Regions from separate parts of the Homo sapiens genome. Here regions 2 and 3 are each linked to region 1. Evidence: chromatin contacts called from ENCODE Hi-C or POLR2A ChIA-PET data. All regions are on one chromosome and are shown on one strand. The core of a region is the stretch at or near the end of the contact, and the rest is flanking DNA. Distances in the headings are between cores, read along the strand shown. Region 1 has its middle 44 kb from the start of SP4. Region 2 overlaps CDCA7L (cell division cycle associated 7 like). Region 3 overlaps DNAH11 (dynein axonemal heavy chain 11).

Region 1 (2,913 bases), core at 299-2,798:
CAGTAGCACGCGCCACCTTGCCCAGCTAATTTTGTGTGTGTGTGTGTGTGTATTTTTAGTAGAGACAGTGTTTCACTGAGTTAGCCAGGCTAGTCTTCTGGACTCAAGTGATCCACCCACCTCAACCTCCCAAAGTGCTGGGATTACAGACGTGAGCCACTGGGCCTGGCCAAACAGTGCATCTTTAAATGTGATCCTGAGACCTCCAGTTGACCCACAGTGGTTTGCAGAGAGTGTCTGTATGAAAGGAAAAAATAGAATAAAACTCTATTCACACACATCTCACAAAATTGAGTATAAGATTATTCATTATTAAAAACTTTTTTAAAAAGCTCGTCATTATTCTCGCAGAAATCCAATTACATGTTTAATGAGTGTTGGTTTGCATGCTCTGTAAAAACTGCATTGGTAAGTTTATCTTGGAAAATATTTTATGTTATTTTTTACATCTATGATTTTGCATTTTAATTAATACTATTGTACTTTATCCCCAAGTCACAAAAATGGACCAACAGTGACCCACTGAAGCATAAAAGATGGGAACAAACACTACAATGCCAAATAATTTAATTTTAAAAAGATAAATAGTATAGCCCTCCAGTGAAATGTAGAGTGGGGTGGTTTTACACAAGGACCTGAGAAAGAAAAATGCAAATGGGAACTGCCATTATGAATATCTGAGTATTGCATTATGTGGTGGTGTCCGTTTACACCATCCTTGTCAAATAGTGAAGTTTTGTCAAATGATAACATGAAGTATATATGCCTTTGCTCCATTTTCAAAGAAAGCCCAGTTTCAATCAAGTAAACCAATTTAATTTTTCTAGAACAAGCAAATATACTATTTTCTAGTATAAAGCTGATTAATTGTATCACTTAAACCAAAACTATAGAGGCATCCTTCAACATTGTACATTTCACAGCCAAAACAGGCAAAAGTCACACTGTTGCTAACAAGCTGATAAAATCAGCCACAAAAGTGAATACTATGTATTTTGCTCAGCTGATAAAACCAGCCACAAAAGTGAATACTATCTATTTTGCTTAGCAACAAAACAGATTAAGTTTTGGCAAAAATCTTTTAGCAAATGACTCTAGTGAATGTTGCCCAATATAAATAGCCTGCAAAGTTAAAGAGCAATCACTGTCTTTGGGGAAATGACCAGGTGGGATATTCAAAATATTTAACAACTGATAAGGCATAGAGAGCAACCAATCATAACAGATGCCAACTGCAAGCAAATGGTATAGGACTACTGGTATGTGTTAGCTTGCCTATCAGCAGATATTTTGCTTTACAACTGTGTAGAGTATGAATAATTTCTTGGCAATTGCCTAATACATATATGAAGTGCTTGACAATGTTTTTTGTTTATCATTAAAAGTCTTAGTGTTCGATTTAGGGGAATTTTTGACCCAAAGTTAATCCAGATGCTCTTCTCTTTGACAGCTGTAATTAATCAATAGCTAGGTGAAAGGTTCAGAACTTTAAGAGACAGACATTGGCCAAACGGTTTTTCAAAGTACTCTTTAGTTTCTATTTCAATAATTGTAAGGTTAATTTGTTTTTGCTTTTGCTTTTGTTTTTGTTTTGTTTTAGAGACAGGATCTCACTCTGTCACCTAGACTGGAGTGCAGTGGCATAATCACAGCTTACTGCAGCCTTAAGCTACTGGACTTAAGCTGTCCTTCCACCTCAGCCTCTCAAGTAGCTGTAACTACAAGTGCACTCCACCAGGACTGTCTAATTTTTTTTTTTTTTTTTTTTTTTTTTTTTCAGTAGAGACAGGGTCTCACTATGTTGCTTAGGCTGTTCTCAAACTCTTGAGCTCAAGTGATCCTCCTGCCATCCTGTCTTGGCCTCCTAAAGTGCTGGGATTACAGATGCGAGTCACCATGCTGACCAATTTTAAATTATTAATCAGCTATTATCCACCCTAGTTTCTCAGCTGCCTGCTATGGTGTCCCCAGTAGAAAACTCTGTTTCTACACTCACACAACCCTTCTGACACCAAATGTGTGGGCATTTTGCACACCAAGAAGCTATCTGATTCTGTTCAGATACCAACTAGGTGTCCAACAATCCAGTTCAGTTCTGACACTAACTACTTAGGATGTGATGTTCCATTGGTTTTAGGGCTCAGACCCACAAGATTGCCCTAACTTCAGAGGCCAGTTCCGAGTATCAGGTTTCTCATAGCATACTTCTGACTTACACAATGTATAAATTGAGGCTCCCAGGACCCCCTCCTCGGGTTCAGTAATTTGTTAGAATGGCTCACACACGCAGAACTCACGAAGCCATGTTATTTATTTATGTTTACTGGTTTATTATAAAGCATACAAATGAACAGCCAGATGAAGAGGTATATAAGGCCATGTCAGGAAGGGTCCCTAGTGCAGAAACTTCTGTTCCTGTGGAGTTAGGGTATGCTAACTTCCAGCAGGTGGATGCATTCACCAATCCAGAAATCTCACTGTTCAGGAGTTTTTATGGGGCTTAATCTCTAGCCCCCATCCCCAACTTTGCAGAGTTGGGGGAGGGTGGAAGCTGAAAGTTCCAAGCCTCTAATCATTTGGTTTCTAGTGACTAGACCTGTCCTGAGACTATCGAGGGTCTTCATCCTAAGTCATTTCATTAGCATGAACTCAGGTGAGATCAAAGGGAGTTTATTATGAATAATGAAAAACTCCTACCACTAAGCAAATTCCAAGGGTTTTAGTGCCTGGATCCAGGGACAAAAACCAAATATATTTCTTATCATTTCACAGTCTCTTTGTTTGAGCTGCTAGTGTTCCCACCAGTAGAGTTGTCCTGTTTTAGTAGGAGAAAGCAGGAAATAAAATTGCCTAAGCCAAGCCTCATCGTCTCAGTTAGGTATTTTCCTCTGGGTTTGGTGACCTGCCTCCCTC
Region 2 (2,913 bases), core at 125-2,624, 560 kb after region 1:
ACAAGGATGCCAAGAATAATGGCAAAGAACAGTATTTTCAACAAACAGTGCTGGGAAAATTGGATTAGGTTGGACCCTTACCTTAAGCCATCTATAAAAACTAACTCAAGATGGATCAAAGATCTAAATATAAGAGCTAAAACTATAAAACTCATGGAAGAAAATACAGGGGAAAAGTTTCATGACACTGAATTTGGCAATAATTTCTTGGATATGGCAACAAAAGAAAAATAAATAAACTAGACCTCAAAATTAAAAACTTTTGTGCAAAGGGCGCTATCAAGACAGTGAAAAGGCAACCTATATAGAATGAGAGAAAATATTTGCAAATAATATCTAATAAGGGATTAATATCCAAGATATATAAATAACTCACTTAACAACTACAAAAACCCAGTTAAGAAATGGGCAAAGGACTTGAATTAACATTTCTTCAAAGAAGAGGTACAGGTGACCAACGGGCACAAGAAAAAAATTCTTAACATCACTAATCATTGGGGAAATGCAAAACAAAACCACGATGAGATACCACTTTATGCACATTAGAATGGCCATTAAAAAAAAATCCAGGAAAGAACTAGGGCTGGCAAAGACGTGAAGAAATTGGAACACTCGTGCACTGCTTATGATGATATAAAATGACACAGCCACTGTGCCAAACAGTATAGTGGTTTCTGAAAAAATTGAATTTAGTATTATCATATAACCCAGCAATTCTACTTTTAGGAACACACACCCAGAACAACTGAAAGCAGGGACTGAAGCAGATATTTGTATGCCAATGTTTATTCATTGGTATTTACAATAGCCAAAAGGTGGAAACAACCGACAACATAAATAGATGAGTAAATAAAGATGGTATGTACACATAAGAGTATTATTCAGACTTTAAAAGAAATGACGTCAGGCACAGTGTCTTATGCCTCTAATCCCAGCACTTTGGGAGGCCAAGACAGGAGGATTGCTTGAGCCCAGGAGTTCAAGACCAACCTGGGCAACACAGAGACTCCATCTCTACCAGAAATTTTAAAAAGAAAAATTAGCCAAGCAGGGTAGTACATACCTATAGTCCCAGCTACTCAAGAGGTTGCAGTGGGAGGATCACTTGAGCCCAGGAGGTCAAGGCGCAGTGAGCCACGATAGCACCACTGCACTCCAGCCTGGGCAACAGAGTGAGACCCTGTCTCAAAAGAGAAATAATTGAAAAAAAATTCTGATACATACTATAACATGGATAAACTTTAATAACAATGTTAAGTGAAATGAGCCAGTGACAAAAGGACAAATACCATATGATTCCACTCATATGAGATACCTAGGATAGTCATATCCTCAGAGACAGAAACTAAAACAGAAGTAACCAGGGGCTGGAGGAAGAGGTCATAGGGGTAATTGTTTAGTAGGTAGAGAGTTTCAGTTTAAAATGATGAAAAAGCTCATGAGAGATCAGTGATGGCGGCACAACATTGTGACTATACTTAGTAACACTGAAAGGTTAAAAATAGTACCTTTTATTATGTATATCTTACCACAATAAAAAGCCCCACAGGGTAGTCAATGTTATGTTTAAAAGAGAAGAAATAAATGGGAAGTCATTTTAGATATGTATTTACACAGGTCTTAGAAGAGCTATTCAGCAGATGAGTACCTAATGAACTGGAATTTTGGCAGAGATCCTGGGAGTGAAGTGAACCAAATCACTTGGGAAGTGTGAAGTAATTTCCTCCTCCAGGGAGGTCAGCAGATAGAACATGTGAAGCCAATGTTAAGATTTCTCTGGAGTCTAAAAGATTATCAAATTGGACAAGTCTGTTCTCAGTGTTTTCCAACAAGGTGCAACTGACGTTTTGGACAGAACAACTGCTTCATCCTGTAGGACTCTCCTGCCTGCCACATGGTACTTAATACCCCTGAACTCCAAACCACTTACCAGGGGCATTCCCCTCACCCTCATCACTCTAACAATCAAAAAGAAACCCACCCACGTTTGTTACCACGACTACCATGACCCCAGATCACTCAGATGACAACCACAGAGTGATTGAATCCAAAACTGAAATAGGAGCACCCTGGTCTGTTAGGATATGACAAGCTATAAAGCAGTAGCAAACAACCCTAAATCTCAATCAATAGCTTCAAACCAAAAAAAAAAAAAAAAAAAAAGGCTTCCGTCTTGTTCACATTACATGTCCATCACAGGCCAGCCCAAGGCTCTATTCCACACTGTCCTCACACCAGAACCTGGGCTGATAGAGCTACCACTCTGCAGAATGCTGACAGATGCAGTGGCAGAGGGAATGAGATACAGTAAGTGGTATGCTGGCATTTAAATAATTCACTTAGAAGTGACATATAGTACTTCTCATATTCCACTGGCCAAAGCAAGTCAAATAGCCTTGACTGTTTCAGGGCCAGGAAAGTGCAACCCTACACCACTTACCTGGAAGGAAAAGAACCAGCCCTGATGACTTCCAAACTATGCCTGCGAAGTGCTCTGAAAAGTAGAAAACGCTATATAAATGTTAATTAAAAGAGTATATTACTAACAATACTACTTTGCCCTTCCATCCATTCAATGGATATTTATTAGGCATCTAATACATGCTGGACATCGTCTCCTAAGCATCAAATATATGCCAGACACCATGCTAAGAGAGCTGATGAAAACTGAGTCGTAAGTGGTAGGGTAAGAGAAACAATCTTTAAACAATTCCAGTGTGGTATGATAAATGTGATCAGGGAAGTCAGCCCAGGTACTCCAGAAGTTCCCAGGGCGAGCACCTGAGCCAGCGGTGGGGGCAATGGATGGGAAGACTTCCAGGAGCAGTAACCTACATAGCTGCAGGATGCAGTCACCCTGGAGAACCTGCTGTAGATGCACAGGTGGAAGCATGAATGTGGGCGCTGTGGATG
Region 3 (2,913 bases), core at 414-2,913, 510 kb after region 1:
TATCTTCAACTGTCTCCAATCTGTTTCTTAATTATTTAGATGTCATTGTCCAGGTTGGGCGCAGTGGCTCATGCCCAGCACTTTGGGAGGGCAAGGCAGGAGGATCACTTGAGCCCAGGAGTTCGAAGCCAGCCTGGGCAACATAATGAGACCCTGTCTCTAAAAAACAATAATAAAATAAATAAAATAAAAATTAGCCAGGTGTGGTGGCATGCGACTGTAGTCCTAGCTACTCAAGGTGTAGAGGTGGTAGGATTGCTTGAGCCCAAGAGGTCAAGGGTGCAATGAGCCATGATCATGCCACTGCATTCTAGCCTGGGTGACAGAGCAAGACCCTGTCTCAAAAAATAAAGTATATTTCATCGTCCATAATTATCAGTTCCAGGTTTTTTATATTTTTGGAAGGGTGCCTAGCTTAGTTTTATAATTTCCTGTTTTCGTTTTTATGACTGTTATTCTCTTTTCCTGAGAAGTTTAAACATACTTACAAGTAAGTATTTTCTTCAAGACTTCTCTATTTCCTGGGTTATAAACCTTCCTGTTTGTTGGATTTGCTGGTGGTTTTTCATGCCCTATACTCTTATGTCTATACCTGAATGACAGTTTGGCCAGTTATTAAAATATAATAACACCCTCAGTTGGAGGCCTTTGTAGCCATCACTCTCCTCTTGTCAAATGCTGCCGTGGAGATGTCAAAAGCTAGCATACTTCTTTTCCCTTTATAAATGGCTTCATGTTTTCCCCTGGCCATCCAGGGATTCTTCATTGTTCATATTATTCTTTATATTTTAGTATTGATTACTCTCTACCAAATTTTCTTGGAACATGATGTGCCCTTGATTGTATAGATTCAAAGGTATAATTTAGGAAAACTCAAATTTTCTAGAATTACACTTTTTTTTTGAGAGATTCTCATTCTGTTGCCTAGGCTGGAGTGCAGTGACGTGATCGCAGCTCACTGCAACCTCTGCCTCTTGGGTTCAACCGATTCTCCTGCCTTCAGCCTCCCTAGTAGCTGGGATTACAGGCATGTGCCACCATGCCCGGCCAACTTTGTTATTTTTAGTAGGGATGGGGTTTCACCATGTTGGCCAGGCTGGTCTCGAACACCTGACCTCAAGTGATCCACCTGCCTCGGCCTCCCAAAGTGCTGGGATTACAGATGTGAGCCACCACGTCTGGCCTCATTTCAGCTTTCATTTTATTGCTTTCACTCTAACCCTTTACCTCTTTATTTCCATTTGTTTTTATTATTCTCCCTTACGCTGTTTCACTTTTGCTTTCATTTCTATAATTTTATTTTCTACTTCTTATTTGGGGTCTTCAAACTTAATTTCCTTACTATTTCCTACCTGATCCCTTCTAAGTCATGATCTTGTTTATATCAACAATCACTTGTTTTAGTTGTTACAAATTGTCTGCAGTGTTTATCCTCATGATGGCAACATTTTGAGAGAAATGTCTTCCTGCCTTTGCTTTTCTCATTCGCCTTTTTCCTTTGTGTGGTGCCTATGCTGTTTCTTCTTCTTATCGTCGAGTATGCTTTTTCGGATCCAGCTATCTGGAAGAACTTAATATAGGTCCGGGCACAGAGATTTTCCTTGTGGTGACGTAAGTTTGACCGTGAGCATTCTGAGCCTTTTCTTCTTCACGGCCCAGAGTCAGGCAAGTATCTCAGGCAGACATGTTCTGCCATGTGGTTTGTCAGGGTGTTTCCTCATTCACCCCCACTTCCTTTGCATATCTGAAGCAGACAAGGTCCTAGAAAACTTCAGTGCCAGCCTTTCCTTCTAGAGAACTCTGGCTTTTACACTGAGGCTATGCTCTCTACTCCATTCTCCTGGTCCCCTTTAAGCAGCCTCTGAAACTTACAATTCAAGGTTTCACTTCTCTCTTAATTTTATCGAAGAGGTTCATCTGTCCCTAGCCTCTGTGAGCCAGCTTCCTTATAGGTCAACTGCAAATACTTCCTACCTTGCCCAATTGTGAGGAGCCGAGAAGAGAACATGTACGTAACAGCAGCGTTTCTCAACCCACCGGCGTGCCATTCCTGGCTGACTTGTTTTCCTAATTAACCTTTTTCCTCCCCACTTTCAGGCAGCTACTGCACGTGCTTAGACTGCCGTCACGTGCTCCACTGCCTCCGCACATGCTGTTCCCTCTGCTTATCAATCAGATTTCCCGGCAACTCTGGTCTTGTAACCACCATCACAGCCTTGCCATCCCTGGTCCTCAGACACCCTGTCCATACCTCCAAGTTGGCGCTTGTCAGTCCAAGTCATAGGGTGATGACCTTTGTATAGTCACCACATAGCATGAAGAGGCTCTAATAAAAGCTGTTGCATAAATGGAAATGAGTTTTCCACATTCCTCAGTGTATCTTGCTCTAATGTAAACGCTACAGTCATCAAGTCTCCAATGGGAAACAAACTAGCCCTTTAAAGGGACAGTGCCCTGCAAATTGTCAGGGAAGGATTTTACCAGCTAGCAGTGGTATACTTCTCCTCCACCACCACCCTGCCCTAACCGCCCACAACAGAACATACTGGAAAATGGCTATTTTACTGAACAGCAAGTTTTTCTTCCTCCCTCCCATAAACCAGGTTCAATGACCTCCTCCTGCGATGCCGAGAACTCGATACTTGGACACAAGACCTTACCCTTCCGGCTGTCGTGTGGCTCTCCGGCTTCTTCAACCCTCAGTCCTTCTTAACTGGTAAGGGCTGACGCAGTGCAGCCCCTGATGCACACAGGACCACAGCCTAACCAGAAGCCCTGCTTTGTTTACCTATGATGGCGTCTCCTTGCCCTGCTCACCAATCCTCAAGCAGCAGCCATTATAGAAAGGACCAGCAGCTATAGAGGAAACAGAGTCCTGGGCAGGCGAGTAGCAGCAGGAGGGAAAGGACCTCC

What was found. A loop is a pair of places that touch in the nucleus more often than their neighbours do. ChIA-PET counts read pairs that join two places held with the same protein, here RNA polymerase II (POLR2A). Pooled maps may share reads with other maps.
Region 2: a pooled map shows a loop between it and region 1 (3-fold over the local background). The contact joins two enhancer-like sites. A Hi-C loop is called at or near these places in 1 of 37 single-sample maps with no recorded cell type and 2 of 50 pooled maps. POLR2A ChIA-PET finds 5 or more read pairs at or near these places in 2 of 52 experiments (PC-9 and activated T-cell).
Region 3: a loop to region 1 is called in a pooled map, with 2.7 times the contacts of the local background. The contact joins two enhancer-like sites. A Hi-C loop is called at or near these places in 2 of 50 pooled maps. POLR2A ChIA-PET finds 5 or more read pairs at or near these places in 2 of 52 experiments (H1 and activated CD4-positive, alpha-beta T cell).

What each region holds. Positions count from the first base shown.
Region 1 is chr7:21,382,448-21,385,360 of GRCh38, forward strand. No RefSeq gene overlaps it. Among named protein-coding and RNA genes, the nearest start is that of SP4, 44 kb to the right of the region's middle. RefSeq lists an enhancer at 1,520-1,589. Within about 2 kb of position 1,549, at least 2 of the 41 ENCODE cell types and tissues checked have a DNase peak (open chromatin) inside an H3K27ac peak, as active enhancers do.
Region 2 is chr7:21,937,822-21,940,734 of GRCh38, forward strand. All of the region lies in intron 1 of CDCA7L (cell division cycle associated 7 like), which reads right to left. Among named protein-coding and RNA genes, the nearest start is that of CDCA7L, 6.6 kb to the right of the region's middle. Within about 2 kb of position 1,375, at least 3 of the 41 ENCODE cell types and tissues checked have a DNase peak (open chromatin) inside an H3K27ac peak, as active enhancers do.
Region 3 is chr7:21,896,733-21,899,645 of GRCh38, forward strand. DNAH11 (dynein axonemal heavy chain 11) reads left to right here. Exons shown (of 82, transcript NM_001277115.2): 80 at 2,604-2,716. Among named protein-coding and RNA genes, the nearest start is that of CDCA7L, 48 kb to the right of the region's middle. RefSeq lists enhancers at 1,430-2,629, 1,581-1,640. Within about 2 kb of position 1,664, at least 8 of the 41 ENCODE cell types and tissues checked have a DNase peak (open chromatin) inside an H3K27ac peak, as active enhancers do.